Linked DNA regions of Homo sapiens: regions 1, 2, 3, 5 and 6 are each linked to region 4. Evidence: chromatin contacts called from ENCODE Hi-C or POLR2A ChIA-PET data. All regions are on one chromosome and are shown on one strand. Each heading gives the region's core, a stretch centred on a gene start or an enhancer-like site at or near the end of the contact. The rest is flanking DNA. Distances are from core to core; before and after follow the strand shown.

Evidence for each region. Hi-C counts contacts between places; a loop is a spot of excess contacts on that map. ChIA-PET counts read pairs that join two places held with the same protein, here RNA polymerase II (POLR2A). Pooled maps may share reads with other maps.
Region 1: a loop to region 4 is called in a map of B cell, with 20 times the contacts of the local background. The contact joins the promoter of DHX40 here to the promoter of BCAS3 in region 4. A Hi-C loop is called at or near these places in 2 of 168 maps with a recorded cell type or tissue (B cell and CD4-positive, alpha-beta memory T cell) and 8 of 50 pooled maps.
Region 2: a loop to region 4 is called in a map of CD8-positive, alpha-beta T cell, with 28 times the contacts of the local background. The contact joins the promoter of INTS2 here to the promoter of BCAS3 in region 4. A Hi-C loop is called at or near these places in 3 of 168 maps with a recorded cell type or tissue (CD14-positive monocyte, CD4-positive, alpha-beta T cell and CD8-positive, alpha-beta T cell), 2 of 37 single-sample maps with no recorded cell type and 12 of 50 pooled maps.
Region 3: a loop to region 4 is called in a map of CD8-positive, alpha-beta T cell, with 7 times the contacts of the local background. The contact joins the promoter of TRIM37 here to the promoter of BCAS3 in region 4. A Hi-C loop is called at or near these places in 1 of 168 maps with a recorded cell type or tissue (CD8-positive, alpha-beta T cell), 2 of 37 single-sample maps with no recorded cell type and 9 of 50 pooled maps.
Region 5: a loop to region 4 is called in a map of naive thymus-derived CD4-positive, alpha-beta T cell, with 4 times the contacts of the local background. The contact joins the promoter of CLTC here to the promoter of BCAS3 in region 4. A Hi-C loop is called at or near these places in 1 of 168 maps with a recorded cell type or tissue (naive thymus-derived CD4-positive, alpha-beta T cell) and 12 of 50 pooled maps. POLR2A ChIA-PET finds 5 or more read pairs at or near these places in 3 of 52 experiments (CD4-positive, alpha-beta T cell, CD4-positive, alpha-beta memory T cell and MCF 10A).
Region 6: a map of CD8-positive, alpha-beta T cell shows a loop between it and region 4 (7-fold over the local background). The contact joins the promoter of TLK2 here to the promoter of BCAS3 in region 4. A Hi-C loop is called at or near these places in 2 of 168 maps with a recorded cell type or tissue (CD8-positive, alpha-beta T cell and naive thymus-derived CD4-positive, alpha-beta T cell) and 6 of 50 pooled maps. POLR2A ChIA-PET finds 5 or more read pairs at or near these places in 1 of 52 experiments (activated CD4-positive, alpha-beta T cell).

What each region holds. Positions count from the first base shown.
Region 1 is chr17:59,564,253-59,567,125 of GRCh38, reverse strand. It overlaps DHX40 (DEAH-box helicase 40), which reads right to left and starts at 1,516. Exons shown (of 18, transcript NM_024612.5): 1 at 1,343-1,516; 2 at 332-499. The coding sequence starts at 1,454. RefSeq lists a silencer at 878-1,007 and enhancers at 1,418-1,677, 1,293-1,835.
Region 2 is chr17:61,926,581-61,929,280 of GRCh38, reverse strand. INTS2 (integrator complex subunit 2) reads left to right here and starts at 1,299. Exons shown (of 25, transcript NM_001351695.2): 1 at 1,299-1,627; 2 at 2,619-2,700. The coding sequence starts at 2,637. RefSeq lists a silencer at 1,169-1,268.
Region 3 is chr17:59,105,424-59,108,388 of GRCh38, reverse strand. TRIM37 (tripartite motif containing 37) reads left to right here and starts at 1,509. Exons shown (of 24, transcript NM_015294.6): 1 at 1,509-1,948. The coding sequence starts at 1,928. LOC124904039 (a long non-coding RNA gene) reads right to left here and starts at 1,293. Exons shown (of 2, transcript XR_007065864.1): 1 at 798-1,293. RefSeq lists enhancers at 986-1,065, 1,106-1,155, 1,526-1,625, 1,102-1,761, 1,716-1,845 and 2 more and a silencer at 1,286-1,395.
Region 4 is chr17:60,676,582-60,679,281 of GRCh38, reverse strand. BCAS3 (BCAS3 microtubule associated cell migration factor) reads right to left here and starts at 1,431. Exons shown (of 24, transcript NM_017679.5): 1 at 1,368-1,431. RefSeq lists enhancers at 1,390-1,539, 1,710-1,879 and a silencer at 1,298-2,051.
Region 5 is chr17:59,618,491-59,621,286 of GRCh38, reverse strand. It overlaps CLTC (clathrin heavy chain), which reads right to left and starts at 1,392. Exons shown (of 32, transcript NM_004859.4): 1 at 1,114-1,392. The coding sequence starts at 1,155. RefSeq lists enhancers at 1,305-1,599, 1,329-1,678, 2,129-2,248, 2,259-2,308, 2,146-2,796.
Region 6 is chr17:62,477,488-62,480,231 of GRCh38, reverse strand. TLK2 (tousled like kinase 2) reads right to left here and starts at 1,407. Exons shown (of 22, transcript NM_006852.6): 1 at 942-1,407. RefSeq lists silencers at 643-1,032, 1,523-1,822, 2,003-2,142, 2,253-2,302.

The DNA.
Region 1 (2,873 bases), core at 267-2,766, 1.1 Mb after region 4:
CACATATCTCTTACCCCTCAAAATTATTTCAGTATCCAATGGTTAATAGTCTACTGCTAGACAACTTTATTCTATAAAATGGAATATCTAGATGTAATTCTATTTGAGATTATTATGGTAATTAAAAATGGGAAAATTTGCCATCCCAACTAATTCTTGAACCTGAAATAGACCATAAAGAAGCAAAGGAGACATAGGGGAAGGGGGTGTGCCAAGAGAAGCGGGACTATAAAGCAAATACTGGGCAATCATGGAGTACAGAAGTCCTACTGGCCTTTAAAAAGAGGATATTTTTAAAATATTTCCAATTATTACAACAGAAAAAAATCACCTGCTTCATATAGATATTTTGGGAGTTGAGTTGTTTTACCACTTCCTGTATTTCCAGTAACAATAAGGAATGAATTGTCCCTCACAGCTTGAATAATCTTTTTTCTTTGTTTCTGAATAGGAAAAGTTGGAGTAGTTCCTCCCTCCTGGGACGTGCATCCTTTCTCTTCTGTAATAACAGAAAAACAAGTCAATTAAAAGACTTGTAAAGATATCTCTGACTCAATTTCTCATGACTAAAACCAGAAAGGCAATAGAATTTTAGGGCTGGACGGGATCATCCATGACTTCTCAGTTAAATCGCTCATGTAAGTGAGCGTTAATGAGCGCAATTTGTAAGTGAGGGTTAATGAGCCCAGAACAACTTTTTGGTGAAATCCAGCAACTTGAGCATTTGTTCACGCATAACTCAAAGTACTTTTCAAAGCAAGTATAGCTCAAGGCAACGTATACACATGCATACTTACACAGAAGCACAAAACTCAATTTTATTTAACAATAGACCAAAAACTGGAACACAGCAGAAAATTCTCAGCTGGATTAGAAGCCACCTGTGTTTGCTTCTGATTCATGGTTCAAGTTAGGTCCCTGTTCAGAGCGACTGATATCCCAGAAGGCCAAGTGGTGGGTAACCATGGAAACTGGCTCCTGGAAACTGGCTCCCTTCATACTGTACCCAAAGGCAGGCTGGCGGCCCGACGAAGGGTGGGGGGGATGAATGGGTAGAGAACAAAGGGTCTATGAGCCTGTTTAAGAACAGAATGCATTTCGGGCGTTGGGGTTCACTTTTTCGCCCCCCAGTAAGGTTTTCGCCTAACTTGAATCTGGGACCGCCCCCCTCTAAGGCAAAGTGCTCATTGGACGCAAAGTTCGCCTCGGGCTTGGAAAGCCAGGAGAACGCCACGGCTTCCTCACTACTCTTCTCAGCCTGCCAAAGGCGTACTTTCATCCCCCCACCAAAACCCCCACGCCGTAACTCCCGCTGGCTTCCGTACCGTCCCGCGGACCGCACCTCTATCGGCGATGCAAACAGCCGAGAGCCGCTCTTCCTGGAGGTCTCTTGACCGCTCACCCTCCTCCTGCCGCCTTGGCGCCCTGCCCGCGACTGCGGGAAACCGGGACATAGACCTGGCCCCGAGTGGAGGCGAGCACGTCCACCGATCTGAGGAGATGGGAGGGGAAAGACGAGGACGCGCCCTGATGACGTAGAGGTGTTTACTTCCGCGCGTGCGACTTGTAGCAAGGGGAGGGGGAGCTGCTCGATGACGTGGTACGGGGCGGCCGGACCTCGAGCCGAGGCTCCACCCCCCAGGGATTTCCCGCCAACTGCCACGTGCGCTTCGCCTTGGGCGGCTGAGCCATACCTGAGGGCCCGAAGACCCCCTCTTGTTTCGCCTCTCCGGCGCCGAAGGTCGCGACGACACCTCTTTTCAACGCCACAGTGGTCTCTGCAGGCTATTCTGCCTTCACACACTTGACACGATGTAACCCTCTGCCCGGAGCTGGAACCATGATCCCAGAGTGCTGCGTTCCTCAACTCATTCTCACCTTTCCTAATCTGATATGACCTGTCCAAGGCACACAGCTACTGAGTTGTGGAGCCGAACTTTTAGTTATGTTATTATCAAAACTTAGGTCACCAAGGCTGTTCATTTCCCTCATAGGACCCTGCATTTTAATTTATTTGCATGTTTCCTCTTCTGCCCAGCTAGATTGTAAAGCCCCCCCCCACAAGAGTCGAAATATTAAAACACTGCTACATCCAGGGCCCAGCACAGTGATTCAAGGTGGGCTGTCAATATTTGTTGACTTTGCTGGAATGGAGGAATAATAATTGACTTCCTTAGGAATTAAGCTCATTTTTGATAGAGGTGCATTCCTTGGAAACCACAGTAGCTGAAAAGTTCAACAGATACACAGCATCTGAGGCAGGGCAACTTTTTCAGAAAAGGTACTTTGGGGGCAGGTCTTTCTGGTCTAGAGCCTGCCAATTTTTAAATTAGTGTCAACTGTAACAAAATCATTGCAATGTGAACAAGATTGTTTGTTGGACTCCTCAATTGTTCCTGCTGTTAGAATTAGCCAACACTTACTACCAAAGAAGACAACTCAAAACTGTCACTTCACCATCACCTAAAGACCCTCTTGTCTGACCAGGCTTCAAAAGATGTACCATAAGGTTGTTGGGCCCCCAGATTTTTCTGTGCTCATTTGAAGTGAAGTCATGGCCATGCATGGTGGCTCATGCCTGTAATGCCAGCACCTTGGGGGGCCAGGACAGATGAATCACTTGAGATCAGGAGTTCGAGACCGGCCTGGCCAATATGGTGAAACCCCGTCTCTATTAAAAATAAAAAAATAAAAAAAATTAGCCGGGTGTGGTAGCACGCGCCTATAATCCCAGCTACTCGGGAGGCTGAGGCAGGAGAATCGCTTGAACCTAGGAGGCAGGGGTTGCAGTGAGCCAAGATCATGCCACTGCACTCCAGCCTGGGCAACAGAGCGAGATTCCACCTCAAAAAATAAAGTGAACTCATACCAAC
Region 2 (2,700 bases), core at 50-2,549, 1.3 Mb before region 4:
TTTTCCTGTCTCAGCCTCCGAAGTAGCTGGGACTACAGGTGCTCCATCACCACGCTGGGGTAATTTTTTTTTTTTTTTTTTTTTTTTGAGACGGAGTTTCGCTCTTATTGCCTAGGCTGGAGTGCAATGGCACGATCTCAGCTCACCACAACCTCCGCCTCCCAGGTTCAAGCAATGCTCCCGCCTCAGCCTCCCAAGTAGCTGAGATTACAGGCGCACACCACCACGCCTGGCTAATTTTTGCATTTTTAGTAGAGGCGGAGTTTCACCATGTTGGTCAGGCTGGTCTCGAACTCCTGGCCTCGTGATCTGCCTGCCTCGGCCTCCCAAAGTGCTAGGATTACAGGCATGAGCCATCGTGCTCGGCCTAATTTTTATATTTTTTGTAGAGTTGGGGTTTAGTCATGTTGCGTCAGGCTGGTCTCGAACTCCTGACCTCAGGTGATCCGCCCGCCTCGGCTTCCCAAAGCGCTGGGATTACAGGCATGAGACACCACGCCCGGCTCTGACTTTATTTTTAAAGAGGTTATAAAGTGCTATATCTTTGTAAAATATTTTTATTTCCAGCTCCTAGCACAATATCTGGTAAATAGAAGTTGCCAAATAAACGTTGATCGAACTAGGAACAATAAATAGTATGAAGACATATGGACTAGCGGTTCTTCATATATAGACTAGTGGTTCTTTTCTGAGTGATCAGACTTCCTTTGAGAAGTTGTTGAAAGTTTTGGACCCTCTTCCCAGAAGAAGTGCCGAGCACTCAGTTCTGAACGGATTCCAGAGAATTCCTGAATCCCCGTGCATTGCCTCTCTAAGGTTCTATGGGTCCCCCAAGTTAAGAACCTGAAAGGAAGGTGTTTAACTTCTGACAGCGGAGGTGTGAGGTCAAGAGCGGAAGAAAGTTTGGGGTTAGATCACTTTTAAAATTCTCCCACAAATCCTGGGATTCTAGAATTTTGGTTCTGGGAAGGCACAGGCAAAGATTTAAAGAGTACAGTTTGGTACCACTAGTGTCAAAGAATAGTGGGAACGATTTTAACACACGTTATGCCATTTGAATGCCATGGCAATCCTGTGATGATGAAATTTAAGTTCTGAGGGGCTCAGTGGCTTGCTTGTCTAAAAGGAAGGAGCTGGTAGGCTCTGGAAATCAGAGCCTACCAGAATCACATTTCTAAATTTTTGGCGAACAAGTAGGGCAGGGCAAATAAAGTGGAGAAAGGGGCGGGGCCGCGCACGCGCACAGTTGCATTGGCGCCGACGTCTCTGCCTTTCCTCTCGCAGCCACCCTTCCTCTCAGACCAGTACGGTGGCCGACGGGAGTCAGACGCTGGGGATGAATGAAGGTGCTGGGTGCAGGTTGAAAAAGTCTCCCGCTTTTCCGTTCCTACAGTCCCGGTTCTGCCTTTGTGTGGTGCCCCCATCCTTCCCACTTTGTATCGACAACCCGGTTGGTCCCGGCGTCTGAGTTCTTGGTGTCCGAGTCGACTCGAGGCACAACTAGGGTTTGGGGTTCCGGATATCGCCTAGGCCCAACATCGGACCGCGCTCTCGATTTCTGCCGCGTCCCGCCTCTAGGACGCGGAGTCCGTGTGCGGTTCCGTGAGGCTGGAGGGTAGATCTTAAGGTATGAAGCGTCCGCTTCTCTGGCCTCAGCGCGTTCCTAGGTCCGTGTCGGAGCCTGGCCAGACTTTGCTCAGCCTGAGGGACTTATTGGTTCTAGTTGCGCCCGGGGCGAGACGGAGGAGCACGCAGGTCTTGGCTCCTCTGCTCCAGTCAGCCCGCCCCTCTGTTAAAAGAGCAGCCCCTCCCTGAAAGCAAAGCAGTTTTTACCCACGACTTTTACCCACGCTGCTGCTAGTCGGTCGGCCTTGAGAGGGGACTGCTTTGGCTGCCAGCTCACTGCCTTTTTGTTTACTTTTTGTGCCTTGGATGATTCCTGGAGACAGAGAAGTGCGCTAATGAGACGCGTCTTTCTCACATAGCACCCACACATCTGCTTTTTACCCGGTAACACAGGGGACATAGGATAGTGTTGTGGCCTCCAGAGCCTTGAATCTGGCATTGGTTCTGCCCAGTGATTTGCTAGTTTTTCCACCGACTCATGGAGGGTGAGAAAGAGAAGCCCAATAGTTCTTGATGTATATCGGGGTAGGCATGTGAAACTATCGGGGTATGAAAGAAAGCACTTAACTATGACCATTCACTTTTGTTTACATTTTGTGGAGCTCATGTGACTGATATAGTGGAGAAAGTCTTGGACTGGGATTTTAGTAGATGAGGATTCAGCCTTGGATTGTGCCTCTAACTAGTAATACTATTTTGGGCGTGTTACTTCATCTCTCTGGGCTTCATATTCCTTCTTTGTAAAATATGAGTATTAGAGCAGAAGATTCCTGAGGCTGGAAGAGACATTAATATACTCTGTTTTCTTTCCCATTTCCCAGGTGACAGTATAAACCTAGGGAGACAGAGAAGCCTTGTCTTGATTGTGCCAGGAACATTGCCAACATAGGGACCTATTAAAGATACACCACATTTTTCAGGGTTTTTAGAAAGTTGGGTGTTCATACATGTGAAAGTTAAACTCCTACTTTCATTTGTATTTTTACCATTAGGATCAACAAACAGTAATAATGACTGAATGTACAAGTCTTCAGTTTGTCAGCCCTTTTGCTTTTGAGGCAATGCAGAAGGTGG
Region 3 (2,965 bases), core at 260-2,759, 1.6 Mb after region 4:
ACTATTTATCATGTAAGTATTGCAATTTGTCTTATTTGTCTTCTGTACTGCTCCTTGAGAGCAAGGGCCACTTCTCATTACTCTGAATCCCAAGTACAGCATTGCATTTTTTTTTTTTTTTTTTTTGAGACGGAGTTTCACTCTTGTTGCCCAGGTTGGAGTGCAATGGCGCGATCTCGGCTCACCGCAACCTCCGCCTCCTGGGTTCGAGCGATTCTTCTGCCTCAGCCTCCCCAGTAGCTGGGATTACAGGCATGCGCCACCACGCCCGGCTAATTTTGTATTTTTAGTAGAGACGGGGTTTCTCCATGTTGGTCAGGCTGGTCTCGAACTCCCGACCTCAGGTGATTCGCCAGCCTCGGCCTCCCAAAGTGCTGGGATTACAGGTGTGAGCCACCACGCCAGGCCTAGCACTGCATTCTATAAATAATTCTTTTAAGTAAAATTCTCATAATATTAACCATCAACCATTTAAAAATGTACAACTGAGGCCATTTTCGTAAAAATAGCTCCATGTAGGTCAAAGACCACAAATAATTCTTACTGAAAGAATTTTTCAGTCTCAGATTAATCTTTCTAAATTATATCTTGTTCATGACCCAAGTAGTTAAAAAAAATTGTTGCTACCCACCACCTATAAGCCTAAATGCCTGATATTCAAGAACTTATTTCTAGATTATTAGTGATTCTCTACATGTGCACTCTAGGTCGGTTAAGTATAATTAGTTGTTTGCAATAAATACAGGAAAAATTAAATTCAAATTACGAATTTGATATGCCCTCTTTGTCTCACAAACCTTCAATTCTTGCAATCTTTACACATCTGGCAGGAAACTGTAGAAAGCAGATCCCATTTATAGGAAAGATGAATATCGCTGATACCCTTTCAATAGTCCCACGGCGACAACTTAGGCGGCAAGAATGAAGTGTGGGATGTGGGAACGAAGACTTCACAGTGTGTGGTCCCGTCCTCTCACCACCGTAATGAGAAATGACACCTCAGTTTGGAGCCTTCTAACTCGATTAGCTTTGGTAGGTGGAACGCAAGTCCTACAAACCTTAGACTGTTCCTTCCAGAGAGAACCACTAACCATGAACCTTCTGCACCAGGGTTTCTCAAAGTGCGGGCCACAGACCACCTGCTGCCGAATCACACGATGCTGGGTGAAAACGCGGATGGCCTGGGCCCCACCCTGGAATCTCAGAGTCCGAATACTTAACTACGGGTGTGGCTCTGAAGTCTGCGCTTTCCACCAGTACGCCAGGTGGCTCCGTCTTTGGCGCGCAAGTTTGAGAGCCGTGGGGCCCCGCCCTCCGCCAAGGTGGGCGTGGGTGGCGTAGCAGAGCCCCAAGCTCAGGCCGCCTGCGCAGGCTAGGGCCGGAGGCACGCAACCCTGAGGCAGCGAGTCGCCAAGTCTCGTATGCGCCCCGCAACGCGGGAACTAGGCGATCGCTCCACGCTCCTCCCCTCCTTTCCCCTCCCACAGCGTCCTGCGCGCATGCGCTTCGCAGCTTCTCTCGCCGCCGCGCCCCCAGCTGCTCTGGTTACGGTTGGTGTTTGCGAATTCTCTGCGGCACCTTCTTCGCTGAACTCCACCGTCAGTTCCATAGGCGCGCGCCCGCGTCACGTGGGCCGAGGTTCCGGCGCGGCTGCTGGCCGGCGGCTGAGCCGGGAGAAAGGAGCTGCGGCCACCGTTCGCCCTACTTCTGCGCCTCGGGGCGGGCGCGCCGGTAAAAATGGCGAAATGGGGGTAGGCGGCGCTGGACCTGAAGAGATGGGGCGCGCAGGTGGGGCGGTTGTCAGAGCCCCCTGACGTGGGCGCCGGGCTTTTATCGGCGATTTGATCTGGCGACCTCGGGCCGGCGCCTAAGAGGTCAGACTGCGGAGCCTGCGGGTCGCCAGCGGCCCCGCCGAGAGCCGGAGGCAATGGATGAACAGAGCGTGGAGGTGAGGGGGTTGTGAGGGTGGTGGTTAGTCCCCGCCCCCACCCGATGAGCGGTTTTTATTCGGGGAGTCGTGCCCATGTCCTCCCTCCAGTAGGGCACCCCTACCCCGCCCCTGCCGCTGTGGAGAGGGCTGGCCCGGTACCAAGGATGCCGTGCCCATTCTGCAGCGCTCCGGGTGTCTTGTGCTCACTGTTCCGCAGTCAGGTGGTGCGTATCCTGGAGTTTTCAAGGATGTCTTGGCACAGGTACTCATCCCCACCGGGTGTTTGCAAACAGCATCCTTTTCCGACCAAAACTGCAGATTCATCAGATGGATGTACCCTGCCACTCGCCACCAGTCCTTGCGAGTTCTTGAGCTGATCTAAATCTCCTTCCAAATGGATAGTCATCTTTCCCTCTCAGTGGCACATTTTGCAGGCTTCTGCCCTTCCTTCCTAGATTGAATCAGCATATATTATCTCATGTGTAGTTTCCAGAACAAACTCTTCTTTTTATAACTGATTCTTGTAAGCTGTGAGTTAAAATAGTTGGGATATGTAGGATATGTAAGTAAAGGCTAGGAATATATTTTAAAAGATTGTTTATTGAACATAATTGTGTAATCATTATCAAATTTTGAACCTTTCAGATACTGAAATAGGAAATCCTTGCTTTTTAGTAAGGGGTAACTATGTTATGGATATTCCACTTGAAACTAGTCATTCAGTAGTCTTATTGTCCACCCCGTTGCAGGTTACAGAATCTGCATCTCCCAGGTTCTTTCTGGCCCTACAGAGTCATGATGAGATTAATGAGTAATTTTCTCCTTAATTCCTCATATAAAGTATTATAAAGGTTTTGTAAACTTATCTTGGTTTTAGGAGGGTTTAATTCTAGAATGGAGTGAAAGTAAATGTCAGTAATATAAAAACAAAGTATACAATACAATAAGTATACGTTTAATTGTATCCTTTTTCTTGTTAAAAACTTTTCAGTTACTTCCTAAATTGATTAAATTGAGGCTTGCAAACATAATACT
Region 4 (2,700 bases), core at 182-2,681:
AGGTTTTTAATTTTTTTCAAATTATAATGAGGGGTTTGGGGGGTTATTATTATTTTTGAGATAGAGTCTCGCTCTGTCGCCCAGGCTGGAGTTCAGTGGCACGATCTCTGCTCATGGCAATCTCCGCCTCCCAGGCTCAAGCAATTCTCCTGCCTCAGCCTCCTGAGTAGCTGGGATTACAGGCGAGCGCCACCATGCCGAGCTAAATTTTATATTTTTTTGTAGCGACGGGGTTTCACCATGTTGCCAAGGCTGGTCTCGAACTCCTGAGCTCAAGCAATCCATCCGCCTTAGCCTCCCAAAGTGCTGGGATTATAGGCTTGAGCCACCGCGCCCATCCTGTTTTGTTTTTTAATAGGACCAGGTCTCAGAACCACAAAACAATGTAAGGAAGACTCCTGCTGTACCCCTTGGTCTGTTGTTAACATAAATTACAAGGGTGAGAGAACCAGATCATGGGATGGGAATTTACTGCAATTTTATGTTGAGATAGTGAAAATACACATGGTACAATATTTCAAGACCAAACGGAACAAGTGACATGATATCACTCTACCTTCCAATTAAACCTGTTGGGAATCTATGAGTAAATCACAATTTAAATCACATTCGTAACCCCCTGCTACTATAACAAATAAGTCAAGTAATTATTTGACTAGTAGCAAGTAGTCAAATAACTAACATAAACTAATACGTTGTTACAGCCCTTTACCCTTTCCCGTCACATCAGTAAATCCTGATCCTAGAATGTTTCATGACCCTCTGAATCACTGAGATTTTAAGAGCATGGAGTCGGCTTGGTTAAGGTTAAAAGAGGACTGACAGCAATATCAAAGATCTCTTACAGGGCTCAGGGAAGCCCACAACCTGGAACTCATCTTGAAGGCACCGAAAACCATTTTTAAGTAGGGAGCATTCACACCTGATGTGAAAACTCTAAACCTGTGCGCCCCACCTCCTACAACCAAAACACCCTCTGCCCCAAGGAGCAGAGCCACCACCTCCTCAGAGGATACCTGCACCTCCAGCCCCTCAGCCCTCTCATTCTCATCCCATTCTTGCTTTCTCGAACCACAGTCTCCCAAGCCCTGCCCTTTAAGGGCCCTGTCTCCTGGGGACGACCCTCGCCAGCCACTCAGGCCCCAGTCTCCTGAAAGACACTCGTACGGCGCTGCCCACTTAACCTCCAACACGGAGCCACCGCTGCCCCCGGCCGCCCTCCGGCCCCTTGCACTGTTCCCCTCCCCCTCCAGTATCGACACCTCTCTCCTGTCGAATTCCTGCCAGCCCGACCCAGTCCCCTCACGCCGCCAGTCCCTCGTCCTCCCCAAGCCTCCCCAAAGCCAAAGCCCTGCCAGCCCTCTCACCGGCCGCCCCGCCGGTTAACGCTAGTCTCCAGCTCTAGGCTCACTGTTTGGAGTCTCCCCGAGTGATTGACGGCAGCCACTTCCTACCACGCCTCAGCGGAACCACCCCCTCTAGCCAATCCCAGAAGCAAACCGGCTATGGCCGGGCACCGCCCTTGGAGGTCAGCTTCGCCAACCAGCAAGTAGGAAAGAGGCGGACCCGCCTTCTGAATGTGTCCAATCCGCTGGGGCTGGAGGGAAAACACAACAGCATGTAAGTTCGGGTGAAGCCGAGGTGTCAGGTTCGGTTGCAAACGCAGGCAGCTGGGGAATAATTACGAACATGTACATTTTTTTTGGAAGACAGAACCTTCGTGGCTTTGAAAAGAAAAGCAACATGATCCAGACTCCTGTCCCGCTCACGTGAGCGTTTCAGGTTGGAGCCGGAGGACAGGGAGACTGGTCTGTTTACATCGAATTCTCGCGACAGCTGGTTCCAAGCTCGGAGCACGTGGACATGGCAGCTGCCAATCACTTTTAGCTGGCCACTCACCCGTCCCACACCCGCCTTCTGCCCAGCCCTTGGCGATGTGTTTACCTTCCGGGAGCCTAGGCTGGCTCGCGCCGGCGATCAGCCGAGGAGGGGTTGATCTGAATAAGGGGCACGGCCGGTAATCTCAACAATTTGAGCTAGGTTTGTAGACCACTTCTTGCTTCAGTTTCCATCTCCCTTATTGTTGAAGATCGAGATCTCGCCATTGTCATTTCATCAGTTCATTTATTAATATAAGTAGAATAATACTGACTGACTTCTTGAACACTCAGCACAGGCCTTCGTATACTTCATATACAATACTCTAATGTATTATCAAATTTAATGCCAATGACAGGTCCGTGAGGGTATAGCTTATTAACAGGCGTGGTGGGCTGGGCGTGGTGGCTCACGCCTGCAATCCCAACATTTTGGGAAGCCTAGGCGGGAAGATCGCTTGAGGCCAGGAGTTCTAGAACAGCCTGGACAACATGAAGAAACCCCGTCTCTACTAAAAATAGCCAGGTGTGGTGGCCAATGCCTGTAATCCTAGCTACTGGGGAGGCTGAGGCGGAAGAATTGCTTGAACCCAGGAGGCGGAGATTGCAGTGAGCCTATAGATCACGCCATTGCCCTCCAGCACTTTAGCCTGGGTGACAGAGAGTCCCTCTCAAGACAGATAGATAGATAGATAGATAGATAGATAGATAGATAGATAGATACATACATACATACATACATACATACATACATACATACATACATAAAATTTTAAAAAATTTTAAAAAAAGAAATGAAAGAAAAGGCCGGGCACGGTGGCTC
Region 5 (2,796 bases), core at 143-2,642, 1.1 Mb after region 4:
TAAATTATTTAAGCTACAGTAAAAAACAGGATTGGTGACACAGGAAAATCAAAAGCTCTGAAGAGGTTTAATTCAGTGAAGCCTTCCAATGGTCACCTGCCTAGGCCCGCCACTGGCATGTTGCCAGATAACAATATGTTGCCTCCAGGATAAGGAACCATGGGGAAGAACTCTAGAACTTACTAAAGGGAAGCCAGTCACAGACCAAATAGCCCTGCAGGTCTCAGAGCAGCTGTGCTGTCCCCAGGGCTCTGTTCAATTCCATGCGATCCTGAAGAAGATATTCAAAACTACCTGCTACTACTCGAGAAGACTAAAAGATAACCTCTGTATCACTCTTTCCTACCTTCCAGAACCAAAGAGGGGTTAAGAGCCACAACATCCCCAGAGAAATAAAAAAAGGGGGAAGGGGAGGCGAGTTTCCTTAGGGAGTTTGACCGCACACACTCTGAGATTGACATAGCTCTAAGAAATGCGTTCTCCCATTCTACCCTCGTTCCGTTCTTTCAGTGACCTTCTGTCCCTACTGCCTCAGGGAAGGCAAGAGAAAAGCCACCGCCTCACCACCACCCCCAACCCCCACCACCGGAGAAGGTGCCTTTCTCAGTTGAGAGCCGCAGAGGGAGGGAAAAAAAAGGTTGCTCCTCCCCAACCCACCCGCCCCACAACTCCTGGGTGCAGACACGATGAGGGAAAGAGGAGAGCAATGGAAGGTGACAGCCCCGCACTGGCCCAGGGGATAAGAATCCTTGCTCTGGTAGAAACAAGGGAGAATCCCCCTCCCACTCCCCTACCCAAATGAATGAAATGAATAAAATGGGGAGAGAGTTTGTACGCGCAGTTCTGGCCATCCAGGAAGCAAGATCGAGAGGCCTTTGGATCCAGGCCTGGTCCTTGCAGCTCTTTGCACCCCAACTCCTGTCCTTTCCATCCAAGCCCCACATCATTTAATATTTTAAGCTTTCCAAGATAGTGCCCCCTCCTCCACCTACCCCAATCACCGACAACCCCCCCGCCCCTCCAGCTCCGATACTGCTCGGGCCCAGACTCCAGCGTCTTCCATCCTTCCTACCACCTTCTCCACAGCCCTCACCAGCCCGGGCCCGGCCGCACCTGGAGATGCTCCTGAAAACGAATTGGCAGAATCTGGGCCATGGCGCTGTCGGGGGTTATGGTCTCCTCCTGTCACTGGGGCTGCGGGGCAGTGGCTGCCCGGGCTCTCCAAGGGAGAGGAGGAGAAGGGGAGGGGGGAGGCTGGGCTCAGCAGGATCCTCTCCGGGGACGCAGGAAACTGGCAGGCAGACGAAAGAGCTCGGGTCGGGGGCGGAGGCTCCAGGGGCCAGGAGAGCCGCAATGGCGGAACCGGGCGCAGCGCAGACTCCGGAAACGGCTGAGCCCAGCGGAAGGATCCCGGCGACAGAACTCCGCCCAGTCGCCTCACCCCCTCCGCCTTATGTACCCCTCCACGGAGCGCCGCGCGCGGCGGGCGCAGGAATTCGGGGCGCAGTGCGCCCGGTGCCTCGCTTCCTGACGCCACATGGGGGGAAACAGAGGAACCGGAGGGACTACTTTTTTAGACTCATCACTTTCGCCAGTCTTCTCTTTCTCCCCCCACTTTTTTTTTTTCATTTTGCCACATCATGCGACTCGGGGCGACCGACGTCACTTCCGTGGGCGCTTTAGGTCCCACCCACGTACTTCCAGGTGCACGTGATACTGATGGGGAAGGGTCGGCTGATTGCTGCCAGAAATGGAGAGCTCGTTTTAAGGAAATGCGGCGTCTCCTGGGAGTGAAGAGGCTTTTGGGCCACCTTGAGGCATGACGGGTGCCGCTTCGTTTCCCTGCGACCGCTGCCTGTTTCGACTGAGCCCCTCACAGGAGGACGTGGCGGGGGCAGACGGGCGCAGCCTCCCGCCCTCTCCGTGACTCAGGGAAACGGCCTCGCCGCAGAGCGCTCCCTCGGCAGCTGGCTGCAGCACTCCTCCCCCGCCGGGCTTCAGAGTGGGTGGTTTCCTACAGCCTAGGGAGGGGGCCTGAAACGGGGTTTAAAATCTTCCCTGCCCTCACACAAGCCCTTCTGACTGTTGGAGAACCTGACGCGCGGATTCTAACTAGAACTGGCACTCTCTTCGGGTGTTAGATAATTAACTCAAAGGACAGCGAAGGCCTTTTATGATGTCTTTCAAGCTGGCCTTATGACAGCTTTTCTTAACGTTTCTGCGGACATTTTGGCGGACTTGTGTCGGCCTAGCTCAGTGATCAGTTTCGTTAAAGAATTTGAGTATCCGAACATTAAAGGATTGGACCTAAATTCTAGCAGGAGGATTTTTAGCCACATCAAATAATTTACGTCTCAAAGATTTAGATAATTAGGGTAAGGATGCTTAGTAAAACCCGAAGGTTCCATCGCGCCACTGCACTCCAACCTGGGCGACAGAGCGAGACTCCGTCTCAAAAAAAAAACAAACAAAAAAAAACCTGAAGGTTCCTGGAGGAAAGAGATGAACTATTAGCCGTGTATTTCGGTGGGACCACCTCAACATAGGTTCCTGTAGGTTAGCAATGTAGAAATGTAGCGCTTCAAAGCCGGAGCATCCTGTCTTCAAAGAGCATGAAGGTATCAACGGCATTCATTGTCGATTAATAATAACCTTTCTGGTACTTTCTTGCTAAAGTATAAGCCATAATAATATTTCATAATCGCACCAATACAATAAAGGATGAAAGACGTTAGTTCTGTGCCTTTTATCTTTGTAAGAGAGGTGATTCTCCCCCCCCACCCCCCGCCCCGCCGA
Region 6 (2,744 bases), core at 158-2,657, 1.8 Mb before region 4:
ATTATTAAGTAGTTGGAATGGTTGGTGTGATTTTAAAGTTACTGAAAAGATGAATCGAACATTCTCCTCTGCAATCCAACAACTCTACAATCTCCAGTAACAACCCCCTTACAAGTCCTTCAGTTTCATTTCCCTTCCTGGATTGAGAGCCTGGGGCAAAGGGGAATGAAAAGGTGACAAATTAAAGTTTCACCCACACATGCAAGTGCAGGTTAGAGAGAGAATTAGGAAATTCTCAGAAAGGTTGAAATGCATCTTTACAAAAAGAAAAAGAAGGAAAAAAAAGAGACTGGGAGAATGAGTTTCCCCCGTGGCCTTCCTCGCGTCTTGCCCTGCCCTAATCGAGGTCGGAATGGCAAAGGTTGCAGTCTCTCCCAAACCCCAAGGTCTCTCGCAACACTTCCCAAACCTCCATCCCCAGGCCCGGCCCGGAAAATGACGCCCCGGCGGTTATTCCGTTTAATGTCAACTCATGTTAAGGAAATAGCCACTCCGTCTAATTCCAGCGGGGCCTTGGACTGGGATCCTCCCTGCAGCCCACAGCCGGGAAGCAGGAGCGATGGGGCCTGGTCCCGGCGCCCCTCGCCGGCTCCAAACTTTCCCCAACTCCAGGCCCACCTGTCACGGAGGAAGGGAGGGCCGGCTCTCGGGGGCGCCCGGGAGGCTGCCGAGGCCTCCAGCTGCCTGGGGGCCCCCGTCTCTCCTCCGGCCGCCGGCCCCAATCCCAGGCCGGGGCCGCCTGGGCCTCCCCCATCTTCTGCCCGGCCCCTCAGCGACCCGCAGCCCTCAGGGAGCCCCTCCCGCCTCAGCGCCCAGGAGCTGCGGTCCGGAGCCGGCCCCGAGCTGGGCCCAGGTCGCAGGCTCCTCAGGCCAAAGGGGTCCCCAGGACGGTTAATGCCCCAGGCCTGGAGTCCTCCCCCGCCCGGGGCTCAGCCTCTCACCTGCCGCCGCCGCCGCCGCCGCTCCACGCTCCTCCCGGGAGGGGCCCCGACCCGACCCGGCTGCGGACCGCTCCGCTCTCCCCCTGGGCAGGCCCGGGGCGGAGCCGGGGCCTCTCCTGAGCGCCGCAACCCCCCGCCCGGGCAGCCGCCGCCGGCGCCGGGCTCCACGAGAGGGCGGGCGGGGGAGGGGGGGCACGAAGGCCGCAGATCCCCGGGCTCGCGTACAGAGCCAGGCGCCCGACGCGGGCCCGGGCCCGGGCGGCCGCGGGGGGCGCGGGACCGGCCTCCTGGCGCCGGACAAAGGCCAAGGGAGGCGCAGGAGGGCCCAGGCCGGGCCAGGAGGTGGGGGCCCGCTCGGCTGGGGGCCACTCGGGTGCGGCGCGGAGGGCGGGGGGGTCGGAACCGCTGGTGCCCAGGACCCGCCTCCGGCCCCTTAATCCGGATCGGTTCGGTCCGGATTAGTAGTGATCGGTGTAAACACACTAGTGAAACCGCGTGTTTCCTCGCGAGATTTGCACGGCTGGGAGGCGGGGGGGGTCCTGGGGGGGTGGGGGAAGCGCCGACAGTGGGGGAGCAGGGGGAGGGGACGAGGAAGGTGGGGGGGGGTCCCCGCTGCCCCGGCGCCCCGCCTTCTCCAATCAGCGGCCGCGCTGCCGGGCAGGGGTTAACCAGGGGACCCCGCGCCGGCGGAGGAAGCCGCGCCTCGCCGGACGGCTGAGGGCGGGCGACGGGCGGCGCCGGCTGACGGGCCGCAACGCGAGGGGAGGTCCGGCGGCCCGGGGCGCCCTGCGACTGCCCGAGGCCGGAGGCCCGGAGGACCCGCCGCCGCCTTTGTGTCGCCGGCCCCCGCCCCGCTGGACTGGCCCGGGCCGGGGCGGTTGGGCCGGCGCTGAAGGGGCTTGGCCGCCCGGGTCCACCCGTTCCCGGATCCGCCTCGCCGGCCCCCGCGCCCGCCCAACCCCTGCCCAGCCCCTCGGCTCCGCGAGTTTGGGTGAGAAGTGCGGCGGCTTTTCCCAGGGATGGAGTTTAGAGGACGCTAATCCTATGTGTGAGCGGCGGACCCCGCCCGGACTTCCCGGAGGCGCCCGGTTAGTGAGGCGACGGCGCCCACCCGCGTTCGCGGGCTCCCGGCCGCCACTCCCCGGAGCCGCCGGCCCGCCCCAGCCCCGCGCGTCGCCCGGGAGGGCGGGCTGCACTCCCTCCACGTACCTGGCTGGCAGAGCGTCTCCAGGGACAAAAGGTGCCCTGGGATCAAAGCCGAGCCCCCGCCCCCGCGGGGATGCTGCCCTCCGGAAGGAGGGGCGCTGCCCCCAAGGTACTCTCCCCGGGCACCCAGGGGGAGGTTCCATTTCAACCTCCGATGAAAAACACGGCCCTCCCGGGTACTTAGGAGGGTCTGAGGGTAAGTGCCAAGATGGAGAAAACACGCCGGCCCCTCACAGAGTATCTCCTGAGGAATGAGAACTATCTAGCGGGCAAGGAGGGCTTCCTGCATAGCAGAGGGCACCCCCTCTGATCCCCCAAGGCCAAGGGAAAAAAATCACTCTTCACCGGCGCCCCTGAGCCAGGACAGGCTCCAGTGCAGCCACCCACCTTATAATTTTCCGCGGATGCTGCCTTGATCAGATGTCTGAAGATGACTTTAAGGACTACAAGCAAATCTCAAGGGAAAAATTCAGACCTTGAACAACAGCCTTGAACTTTTTCAGGGTTAGACAAGTACTCCCCAGTGGAGTTTCTGCCCTTATTTCTTCGTTCTTCTCTTAATTCTTCCATATTTTAACAGAACACAGACCTGCCGAA